2 separate regions of the Mus musculus genome follow, and region 1 is linked to region 2. A link is a contact called in ENCODE Hi-C or POLR2A ChIA-PET data. All regions are on one chromosome and are shown on one strand. Each heading gives the region's core, a stretch centred on a gene start or an enhancer-like site at or near the end of the contact. The rest is flanking DNA. Distances are from core to core; before and after follow the strand shown.

Region 1 (6,282 bases), core at 1,470-3,969, 310 kb before region 2:
GGAACACTCGAGTCTGAGGACCAGTGACAAAGAGTTGCATCCAGCATCCTTAAGGGATTGGGGTCAGCCTTCAGTCCGTGTTTAGTTGGACTACTTCCTCTAAAAAGTGGGTTTTTAATTGCATCAACTAGACCAGGATTTATGCTCCTTTATGATTTTATTTTTTCTGGTTTTGGCTTAAAATAGATTTTTAGAGCCTTTCACATTCCTATATCCAAAGTCTGTCCTAAACCCTCGGAAAGCAGTGGGCGTGTCTTAATTGGGGTGTTATTCTTCAGTTCTGTGATACTCTCTAGTTTCTTTTTAAGGGAAAAATTCCAGGGACATTCCATTAAGAAACAAGATTTGTTTGCCAATCCAGGAAGGCAAGCCTCACATCTTGACGTAGTATGGATGTTAAAGATGAGGTGTGAACTTCTGGGAGTGGGCTGGAGAGGGACCTGCATGAGCACAATGCCCTAAGCAGTTGTTTGGATACAAAGAAGTAGAGGCACTGAGGCCTTTTGTCTACACCTTCACTTGTGAAGAGTGACGAGCGCAGAGGTGAACTGCGTAAGGCCCAGGAGCTGGGAGACTAGCCATGACTGAGGGCCCACCACAAGGACAAGCCACATGTCAGTGACCAGGCGGCTCAGAAGTTTCCTAGTTAAACCCACGTGATGTCACTGTAACGATGGATAGACAAGGAGTCTCTGTCTTCATTTCTCTCGATTTCTATTTTCCTCACACAAGAAGAGGCTAGATTTCTTCCTAGGATACATTACGAGTGGCATCTTCTTGTCAGTAGCCCACAGCTGAAGACATGAATTCTTTCCACTCTTATTTAGATTCCCACAAATGAACATATCAACACACATTCCTGCAGAATTCCTTCCCTTAGCTTGCAGATCTGCTGTTTTTAATCTTTGATCTTAATTCCAGTCTGACACAGCTTTCCCAACATGTGATTTCTTAAATTGGTAGCAATTTTTGAACGGTTTAGAAAATCTTAAATAATGGTGGATCAGTCGATCCCTTAGGGTTGGTTGTTTGTTTTTGGGTTGTTTGTTTGTTTGTTTGTTTTTGGGTTGTTTGTTTGTTTGTTTGTTTGCAGGGGAGGAGGTGCTTTGTTTCGTTTTGTTTGAGAATTTATGTAATGGCAGTGATTTAAAATATATATATATGGCCATGTGGCTCTAGGGTATATTTTACTAAACACTGATTAACAATAATTTCTTCTAAATGAGACTTGACCACAAAAGGGAGCAGTACTGAGCAAGGACATTGTCACCAAAGCGGAAGCCATGGCTGACTGCTTCTGGTGCCTCCCGCCCCACCAACGTTTTCCTTTTCTTCTTCTCTTCTTCTTCTTCTCTTTCTTGTTCTTAATAGCAGAGTAAATAAGCAACCAGTGAGGCCTAAATATTTTCGGCCAAAAACAGAGTCCAAACTCCTCAGAGAAAACATTTGGCCTCTGTGGTTTTGTAATATGTTCCAGAACCGCGAGTCCAGCAAGGAACGCTGTGAAAAGCTCCCATCCCCTTGGAATGACGGTGGGGAATGTTACAGTATCAGAAATTTCAATTGGTCCTTTTCCTGCGAGCCCATAATGAGGCTTGTTTAAAAAAAAAAAAATAGAAAGAAAAGAGAATAAAAAAAAAAAAAAAAAAAAAACCTTACAGTGCTATCTGCAAGTTCTCATGGGAAAAATGAATGGCAAGAAACCCTAGATTTAAAAGAAACAGCTAATCCGCTATTTTGATTGTTCTTCAAAACTTATGCTGAACCAATGAGCCTAATTAAAAACACTTGGCCCACTTCTATAAAGCATCATAGCTTTCTCTATGCTTCGTTTGTATACACCACAAAACTCCAGATAGACTTTTTTTTTCAAGCGCTCACTAACAAAGTGCTGACTTTGTTGGGATGGCTGAGCTAATTTCGTGAACTCAGTGTGAAACCTGAGCTAAACAAAATTGTGGTAATTTTCCTTAATTTGTAAAAGTGATTGGAGTGCAAACAAAATTTTCCTCTTGGGTCAATCCTATAATTTTCAATTAACTAAAACTAATCGGCAGGCAGGCACCAACCCTGTGTTTTGTTTAAAGGGCTGGGAGGCATTTCCGAGGGTCAAAATATATTAACTTGGTTTGTTTGTTTGTTTGTCGTTCTGTTTGTCTGTCTCTGTCTGTTGGTGATGAGCTGTCATTGTGTGAGAGAGACAGGGTGGCTATCAAGCATGCTTGGTTTGCTTCATAGCATAAAATTATAGGGGAAGATGCTTTGAGGTAGAACGTTAGAGCAAAAATGAAACCTGCCCATTGGATTGTGTGGTTTAATTAGGATGTGCTAACAGAAGCGCTTCTTCTGTGCTCCAGACCCCTCTGTGTGAATGCAACTTCCCATCTACATGGAGAGGCCTAGCAGACCCTTAATAATAAATGGGGAAGAAAAGCAGTGACTGGCTCCTGAAAGGAGCTAGCCAGGTCATGTGAAACCAAGGGCCCTCAAATCTACCACACCACCCACCCGTGATCAGCCTACACCTCACCTTTGAGCATGTAAGAAACAAAGAGTCTGCCCACCCCTTCCAAAGCAGATGCTGAATTCGACGATGAGATCCCTGGGTGTTTGCTTAGCCCATTACATATATTTCTACATCCTGCCAGCCCAGGTCCCTGCCTGATTGGCTGGGCCTGGTAGGAGGGATTTCAGATGCACCCTGTAACCCTAGCTGCTTACCGCAAGGCACGTCCGTGTGCCAGTGCTGTTGGGGGTGGGGCAGACAAAATGCAGCTTACTGGGGCAGAGAGCACGACCCAGAATAACTATGAAAATTTCCAAATGTGTTTAATTCAAGTGCTGCGGCAGGCTAGAAAAAAAGCAGCACTGTTCGTCAAAGTTCAACCCTGCTCCATAAGCAAACTCCAACAACAAGCTGGCCAATCTACTAGAGAGAGACCTTGGTCCTGTCTAATATAGTCCCGCTCTCTATTTCTCTAAGTAGGCAACCAATTCTTTCAACATGCAAAGCTATTACATCTCCATCAGCTTTAAGTATTACATCTCCATCAACTTTTAGTAATAATAATCAAAGCAATTTCTTCGGTCCTGTATGTACTTGTTGAAATGGGAAAAAAAATCTGTCTTAACAGAAGCGACATTAAACACACATGCACGCGCACATGCACACGATCAAGGAAAACATCTCATGAAGTCAACAGAGCTCTGTGGTTCCCATCTGCAGGCACGCTTACCTGTGTAGATGAATCTGCCTGGTGTCCCTTTGCAGAACTGCTTGGACTTGTACGACAGTGTGACTTCCACCACACCAGGGATGTGCCGAGGAGGTGTCTGAACTCGGATGGCATGAGGAGTTATCAACTGCAGGAGACATGGAAGGAGGAAGGGTCATTGGAATATGTAAAGGACTCATGTCCCAGCTGCCCTACCGTAGCTCTCTATAAACAGAGCTCTAAAACACGTCATTAACCTGTCAGTGGACACCGTCTGGATGGAACCTGTGGAAAAGATGCCGGCAACAACATTTACAAGTGCTCTGCTTATAGCCACAATAGCATTATCTGGGTTTTCCTTCACAGCAGGCCCTGTACTTTCCCGGTTTGGAAAGGGAACCTGGCCTAATGAAATGGTTTATCTCCTACAGGATATCCTTTGGAAAACCTGTTTGCAACAGATGCCCAAATCAGAGTAGAACTTTGCCATGCCTTTCCAGAGGGTATGGGCCTGGTGTTTGAACTGAGCTCTTAAACACGTGGAGAGCACAAAGGTAGGAAACAGTAGGCCTGGGCATCCTAATTAGCTGCAGAACACACGTATGAAAGTCCAGAAGACCATTTGGCGCATTAACTACCAGAGGCACAATCAAAGCATTTTAAAGGGGGGAGCAAAGGATCTGCCCCCCTGGAATAGCTTAGGGCTCTGGATGAACTAAAGACTCTCCATAAAAGAGAAATGAAGGTTGGGGAGGGGGCTGCTGGAGGCTTAGCCTGCCTCTATGCAGGGGCACATGCACAGTGAGGAAGTTCATTTCTGAACGCTATTGGCAATCAAATTATACTATAAAGCAAAATTTATTTTTTATTACTCTTACCTCGTTTTATATAAAGAAAATGTTATTAATGGTCATAAAATGAGCATTATCTAGATATTTGAGAAAAAAAAAAAGAAGAAGAGCATCCCTGGCATTTGACTGCTTGACCTGTGACAGAACTGCATCCTAAGGGATCTCTCTGAGAAGTCAGCAATGGCCTAAACAGCTAAACACGGAAGCATGGACTGAACATACAGAAGCTAGAATATCCTCTATGGGCAGTCTCCAATGAGTCAATGCTAGCTTATGTTTATACTGTTGGATGGCAACAGTGTAGAAGGAGGTTTTATTTAAGTGTGAAAACCAACCAGCTGAAGTGTTTTGCCCGAGAATCGTGGGTGAGGTGATAAGAAACCATATCCAGCCCCTGGTTGCCACCAAGGGAAACTGTCTTAGCACCTTGTGACAGGCAGAAGGATGAGAAAGTTACTCATACTAAAATCCACAACTAATGCTGCAAAATGTTCCTGGAAACATAAGAGAAAGCACTGAGCTCAAGTCATCTTAGGGCTCAGAGATGCCTCATCCTCTTCTCTCGAATACACAGGAAGTCTGAGCTTACTGGCTAGAAACTGAGAGTCACAAAGAAATATTGCACTAAGACCATGCCATAAGGGAACTCTGGAGACCAAGTCTATTGCCATGGCTCGTGTTTTCTGGAAAGCTAAGGATATAGTCACAAAAAGCACCAATGATATTGCCTTGAAAATTTACATTAGATTGGGGAGCTCCTGGACTCTAGAGGACAACCTACTAAATGGACTGAATATCAAGCAACCTTCTAAATATGTGCCTCTATTTACCCATTGGTGAGCACAGCTCTCAGCTCTCATTAAAAATGCATCTTTGTGAAGGGGACTGTGATTCATATGGGAACTTACACTGGTCAAAATGCAGAGAACAAATCTGTGGAGGGATCAGCCTTAAATGGTACATCTCGATCCCACTGCTCCCTGCCAATCAGGAAGCCACATCAACCTCTAGCTGGGGAGCTAATGGTTCCTAATAGAGGAAGAATCGATATTCTTTATAGATGTGGCCCCTGGTAGGAGAACCATGCTCCAGCCAATGGCCCCACCCATGTATACAGGGTCAGCACTAATTAGACTCAGTAAAAAAAAAAAAAAAAGAAAGGGAGAGAGACAAAAAGAAGGATATGAAGTTGGGAGAGGGATCTCTAGGTGTAAGTTGCGGAGTGTCTGAATATAATCAGAATGCATTGTATACAGGTGTGAAGTTCTCGACAAATAGATAACAATGGAAACAAGTATTCTATTCACATTGAAATCCTTCCCAAAATGCTTTGAATGCTGTCTGAATCATGGAGAACATGCAAGGTAACTTAACTTTGATAAACCAAGATCATATTTGAAGTCACCTGTCTTACATCTTGCTGTAATACATTAAAACACTGAGTGATGGCTGAAGTATGAAGTGCTGTCCCCCAACCCTAAAATGCTTCCACACAGTTAAGCACTTGAAATGACTTCTGTTTTAGTCTGTGCTTTTGTCCTCTGCAGCTTCTAATCTGCACTTATAATCTATAGGCATAGAAACAAGGAGATCAGGTTTAATACTGTATAGAGAACAAGAGCCAAACCAGGTCCAGATCCTTCTTTGCCTACCCATGCTTGGCTACCCTCTGACTTCCTGACCACACGGTCTCTATGCAGTCAACCAAAGTCAGAGTAGTCGCGGCCTCTTTTTAGGAATTCAGATGATTACAACATTCACAATATGACTCCTAAAAAAACTATTAACTGTGCGCCATCAAGAATTTCCTGTTTATCGTTCTACTACTGAACAGTTTGTGAGACCAGGAGAAACTCTTGAATCCTCATGTCTGTTCTTAAAAGTTACTAAGGAGAGTCAGGAGAGATGGCTCAGGCGTTAACAGTACACTAGGTATTCTTACAGAGGACGTGGGTTCAGTTTTCAGTATCCAACACCCATATGGAGGCCATATGTAATTCCAGTTCTAGGGGATTCTATGTCTTTTTCTGACCTCCATAGGTACCAGGTGTACCCATGGTATGCATACAAACATGTAGGTAATGCATTCATACACAAAAAATAAAAATAAACAAATCTAAAAATATGTTATGAAATGAATGTCTTCCATACATAATATTCTAAACATTCCTGAAATAAATCCATGTGTAAATATGCTCATAACTCTACTAAATGTT
Region 2 (5,944 bases), core at 2,105-4,604:
GAGAGAGGGGGCAGAGGGAAGGAGATGGAGGTATCCTGAGTCGAAGGGGTATGCACCATGGCAGTTCTTAAGCATCCCTTCCGAGCCCTGAGCGCGACGGAGGCGTACTGACTGCGTTCTCTTTGGGCAGACGCCTAGTCCCTTGCTTGCCTGTCCTGGGACTTCGGGGGCAAACGTGGAGGAAAAAAGGACTGACCAGGCAGAAAAGGCAGGATGCCCATCCCAGGTGTCCAGCTCTTCACTCTGAAACAAGGGTGGCGGGATGAACTTTATGTGCGCGAGATCGAGACTTGAGGGCACTCGGAAGACATTATCTCCGTGTCAGGAGAGGTAGAGAAACCTAAAGCCCCAACCAATACGACTTTAGTAGACCGCAAGGGAATGGGCATTCTAGACTCAGTCTTCAGCAGGCTTCTGAAATGCCTCTAACTCTGGTGCTAACCCAGACACGAATGCTGTTGGGCGCGGTTTTCACTCGGTCACTACTCTCCAGAAGTCCCTAAGAGTGAATGAGTCTCTGGGGCTATGCAGCCTGCGACTCTAAATATCTTCAGATCCTCAGTCCCTTCTCCTGCTCCGCAAAGTAGCTTTATTTTTCTTTAACAACTGCAGCAAGGGTGTTGCCTTCTCTGATTAGTTGGTTATTTGGCACACAAAGTTCTTTCTGTTAAAGGGGAAGGGGGCTTGAACCAACTTCCATCACAGCCATAGGGAGAGAGACTGGGATGTAGAGAAGAGAGATGAGAGGTTGGGAGGGAAACGGGGAGAAGAGGAAGTGGATAAGGTGGAAGAATGTAAGGGGAGGAAGGAAGACAGGAAGAAACGGAGGGAGAAGAGGGTAACTTGTCTCCCATCTCAGGCCTATTGACCTTTGTGTTATGGCTAAGGAGGAAATGAGTGGAGGTTTATGGGTAATATGCCTACCCCATCATTTAAAAAAAATGGTTGCAGCGTTTAATAAGCTCGTGGTAAATGTATCATTACTCTTAGAGGACATCCTGGATGCAGCCAAGGCTGCCAAGGACTCCTTGGGGGGAAATTCTTTGCCTGAAATCCAGATTCCCTTTTCTGCTGGTCTTCCTTGGCCCTTTGATTTATAAAATGTATTGCAGTCAGTGACGGGAAGGAACACACATCCCTGTTGAATGGAACAATTGAGGCCAGCAAGCATTCTGGTTGCTGGGTCTGTCCAGGGAGGAAAGTGGAGCCCCTTTGTGATGAAAGAGTGGGTGGGTGTATTCCAAGACTACAGGTTGACTGCATGGCCACTATCTTCAGACATAACTTTATCTACTATAGCTCCCAGACTATTTATCTAGACTACAGATGTGCTGGGACATTTCTTTCTGGTCCCATAATTAATGCCATCTCCTCCAAGCCATCTCAGCAGAGATCATCTGATCCACCAGGATCCTCATAGCATATACTAGAGTTTCTAGTACACAGTAGGTGCTGTGTGTGTGTGTGTGTGTGTGTGTGTGTGTGTGTGTGTGTGTGTGTGTGTGTGTGTAAAAAGATGAGTTATATGCTGGTAGACACCAGAACATTCTCCATCTCTATAGATTTTAAATGCACAATTGAAGCTGGGCCTCTTTAAACTTTTTCAAAGCTCCAAGCTGTGCTGATGTCCCAGACCCAGGATCCTCTTAACGTCAGGAGTACACAGAATAAGCCCCTTCCTTAAGTTCAGTGGTGACCCTTCAAGGTAGGGGCATCAGGAAGCATTGGCCACCCTTCTACAATGGGTCCCAGGAAGCCCTAGCTTAAGACTTAGGCTTAACTCTTCTTAACTGCTTGAGTCTCCACTTTTCAGTAATCAAGCCAAAACATTAAAAGTTGAATGTAGTGGGGTAGATGTTCCAGTGATGCACACAGTCAAGAAAGGATCATTGCCCGAATGAGGAGAAACACAGTCACATTGAGGCCTGTGGTTAACAAGAGTCACAAAGAACATAGTCCTCCAGAGGAGGTCGGAGGTCGGCTACAAAGGATCCTGGTGTCAGTCAGCACATGAAACCCACTATCCAGAAAAGAGAAACTGGAACAGAGAATGACAGCTATAGCAGCCCAATTCTCCAGAAATTAACTAAAAAGGAAGCAATTTTTATATCCATAAGCCAGAGGAGGAGGAAGAAGAGGAGGAGAGAAAGGGGAGGAGGAGGAGAGAAAGGGGAGGAGGAGGAGGAGGAGGAGGAGGAGGAGGAGGAGGAGGAGGAGGAGGAAGGGGAGGAGGGGGGAGGAGGAGGGGGGGAGGAGGAGGAGGAGGAGGAAGGGGAGGAGGGGGGAGGAGGAGGGGGGGAGGAGGAGGAGGAGGAGGAAGGGGAGGGGGGGAGGAGGAGGAGGGGGGAGGAGGAGGAGGAGGAGGAGGAGGAGGAGGAGGAGGAGGAGAAGGCAGTGATGGTGGTAAAGAGAGGGAGGCAAGAATCTTTGGATAGCCCTAATTCCCTTTGGCTTGACAGGCAGCCAACACCTCACCTGGGATAGTGGGCATATTTCACTTTCATTAAGCAAAGTGCATTTGTAGATTTTCATCTGGGTGAATTGCCTTTTAACGTGGCTTCTGCATCCAATAATAAATGTTTAAGTATAAGGAAGCCAAAAGGAAGTGGGAGAGAGAGAGAGAGAGAGAGAGAGAGAGAGAGAGAGAGAGAGAGAGAACTCTCTCTCTCTCTGTGTGTGTGTGTGTGTGTGTGTGTGTGTGTGTGTGTGTGTGTGTGTGTGTGAACATTCAGATACCTGGGCCTCCTTCACAGCTGCAGGACCAGAGCCTCTGGCATTGGTACCTAGGAATCTATATTTAAAGACATTTAAAAATTCTTGCCTTCTCCCCAAACAAAGAGACAGGGAAGGAGCCACTGTAAAGGAATATGTTTCTTCTAGAATGATGTTTTCCTGTCGAACTTCTGGCAGATTCTTCAGCTGTGGCTGGAGAGATGGGGTGGTGGTCATGGATAGGTTCTCAGAGGGTCCACACTACCAAGTGGGGTTGCCCAGCTTCTCAGGTCCCCCAGTGCTGGAGGAAGTTGAGGCTAGGGCCCAAGAATTCCCTCCCCCTGTGCTCTTCAAGCCCAACCAGTGGCACCCAGGCCATCTCGAACTTCTGTAGACCCAGACCCCCTTTCATGGGGCATATAAAATGATGCAATAACTTCTAGGGGCTCAGGTAAAATTATGCTCCCCTGCTTGCCTTTCAGTAAAAAGAAAGACCCCCCTGAATTGAGTGGAACTGGGATCAGAAGGAATGTCCCAAGAAAAGAGGGGATGGCTTTTGCTTGTCTGCCCCCAGGAGGCAGGCTTGGGACTTGTCCTGAAGCGTGTTCTACTTTTCTCTTTTTGAGGACCCCCCACCCAACAGTCGGGGAACTGCCCCCTCACCTTTTTTAGCTTTCTTGCCAGAGGTAGCTGCGACCCCAGTGGGACAACGGGCTCTTCATCCAGTGCTGGGTAGAACTGGAAGTGGGCGACAAAGCGCCTAAGCTCAAAGGCCCTCTGAGAGCTTCTGGGGAGTTGCGGGCCACTAGACGTCTGAGATGTGTGACTGGGACAGGCCGAAGCCAGGCCACTATCAAGGGAACCCGGTAGAGTCTGTAGCGACCTGGAGTCCTGGGAAAGCGGGGTGCAGCCAGGCAAGGGCGAGGGCGATGGGAAGATACCACGGATGCGTGTTGGGACTGCCGAACACTGGGACCCACGCGCCCACTAAACCCTGGTCTGTCCCCGGGTGGCATTCACCCACCTCTGTGGGGAGCGTGGGAGCCGCAGGCCAGAACGCCACCGGAAATCCGGACTCTGATCCGGGCTTGCGACCTCGCGGCGCTCCGGAAAAGTCCCTCCTTTGCTCATCCAGTCTCTGTCCCTGGGATAACCCTCCTTTTCTTGGAACCAACTAGAAAACTGAAGAAGAGGGTGACAGCCACTCGCAGGAGGTAGAGAACGATTAAACAATCTCTAAGGCTCTGTCGCAGAGACTGCAGTCAACGTGGGTAGGACCAGGCGCGGTGCGGTTCCACAAAACTGTCCCCTCTCAGAACGAGCTGAGGCCTCTCTCGGGTTTCCCCCGGGATCGTCCCAGACAATAAATAGATCCCATTTGTTGCTAGGTTTACCGGACATGAAATTACTCAATCGCGACTACAGTCCACTCCCATTGTACAGGTGAGGAAACGGAGGGTTTTTAAGAGAAGCGGAAGCGAATGAAATCTTGTTCCTGCCACACCGCTAATAAAGTTACCAAGACATTGTCTCAGGGACCAGTGCTCTTAACCTTGGAGTCAAACCTCCACCCGGCAGAGGCAGCTAAGGGCTATTCAACACCACTAGAATTCTTGGGTGCACTGAGTCCTGGTTACACATAGCGGGGGAGGGAGATAAGGGGAGCAGAGTGAAAGAGAGAGAGGGCGCTTGTCACGGTGAGGACAAACCACACAGAAGTCAGGAGAGTGTAGTTTCAGGAAAATCTTAACGAATATGATTATTTGAAAACAAGTTTGCGCTGTAATGTAAGTGGGTGCCTTTCCCCTCTCCTTCCCAGACAGGACTCCCCAGGGACGTGCCAGCTCCAGCCCTAGCTGTGTCACGTCCTCTCCCAGTCCCAGCTAAGGTCTAAGCTTGCCTAATGAAACGACCTTAAGTACAGGACTTTGCTATGATGTCCGATGTCCACGATGTCCACTACAGGCCAGAAATCAGAACAGCTGAGCATGTGTTTTAATTGTGGGTTGGGGGGACATGGTTCAGTCTTGGTCTGAGCACGGATAGCTAAAACCCGACGTAATTCTGAGTTGAGAGAAAATAGCTGGTGGTGTTCCAGAAAAAGAACTCTAGGCTGGTGCCGCCCAGGGGTGGAGTTCAGCTGGTACCCCACTTTGAGAATTTTGCTTATCTGCCTAGGAGACTAAAGCTGGCTTTCTCCACATAGGAGGTGGGGTGGGGTATCCAAGGGTTTTAGAAGGGAGCTCTCCAGCAGTTTATAAGTTAACACTGCTTAAGTTTTAAAACAAACTGAGATGGAAGAAAGAAAAAAAAAAGCAGGGAGTTGGGGGGGGGGGCTATAAAGATTTAAGAGAGAAAAGGGCCTGTTTCCCTAAAGGAAAGTTAAGAAAGGAAAAGCGCATTCGAGAGGTGGGTTCAGGATACCCAAGTGAGAAAAACTGTGTGCTCCTTTTTTGGGGGCAGCTTTCTGGGTATTTGCGCGGTGGCGCTGTGCGCTTCCTGGTCCTTATTGGTAGCTTTGTTTAAAGTGCCTGTGGTGTGAATGCAGACACGGGTTTTCAATCAGCGAGCCTCAGCTACATTATTTGAGGGTCTGAACAGTGCATTCTTGGCTCCGTGTGAGCGCGCGTGCTTCAGTGCGGGCCCAAGGGGTGCACAGGTGCACCTCTATCTCGAGTGTGCATGAGAGTCACGTGAAGACATAGTTTATGTGAGTACAGTGTGCAAGCACAGAACTTGGGTACCGAGCAAGATCGTACACGCGAGTCTGAGCCCGCACTTGTGTGTGTTAACTGCCGCAAAGACATCCTAAGAATCAAAGTCCAGCTAGGCGAAAGCAGCAGGCTGCGTGGAAATCGAGGTGTCAAGGGCAGCGGTGAGACTGCAGGTCCCTTGGCCTTACGGGTGGGAGGGAGCCTGCTGGAGGAGCGCAGGGCATGGCCACAGGCCGGGGGTGGGCGCCCAGCTCAGCTCCCTGCAGACCAGGTGTAATTTCCACCCACAAATTACCCGAACTGAGAGCGCAACGGTCCCTGCTGGACAGTTCCGCGCTCTTAATGGTTCCTCGCGGACAGTTTCTGATTATTGATGCGGCGTCCAAAAAGAGACCGCTTCCGGGAGATTTGCTTGTGTGTTCATTCCCCTTATCGCTGTTGATTTGCTTGGCTGCTACAAAGACCCAACCAAGCCGACCAGCGCGACCAAGAAAGAAGTCCTGAGCGGATTCCATAGT

The links. Hi-C counts contacts between places; a loop is a spot of excess contacts on that map. ChIA-PET counts read pairs that join two places held with the same protein, here RNA polymerase II (POLR2A).
Region 1: a map of heart shows a loop between it and region 2 (3-fold over the local background). The contact joins two enhancer-like sites. A Hi-C loop is called at or near these places in 1 of 37 maps with a recorded cell type or tissue (heart). POLR2A ChIA-PET finds 5 or more read pairs at or near these places in 1 of 5 experiments (Patski).

What each region holds. Positions count from the first base shown.
Region 1 is chr11:44,921,530-44,927,811 of GRCm38, reverse strand. Ebf1 (early B cell factor 1) reads right to left here. Exons shown (of 16, transcript NM_007897.3): 10 at 3,237-3,363. Among named protein-coding and RNA genes, the nearest start is that of Gm51859, 160 kb to the left of the region's middle. Within about 2 kb of position 2,719, at least 1 of the 3 ENCODE cell types and tissues checked has a DNase peak (open chromatin) inside an H3K27ac peak, as active enhancers do.
Region 2 is chr11:44,611,101-44,617,044 of GRCm38, reverse strand. No RefSeq gene overlaps it. Among named protein-coding and RNA genes, the nearest start is that of Ebf1, 4.0 kb to the left of the region's middle. Within about 2 kb of position 3,354, at least 2 of the 3 ENCODE cell types and tissues checked have a DNase peak (open chromatin) inside an H3K27ac peak, as active enhancers do.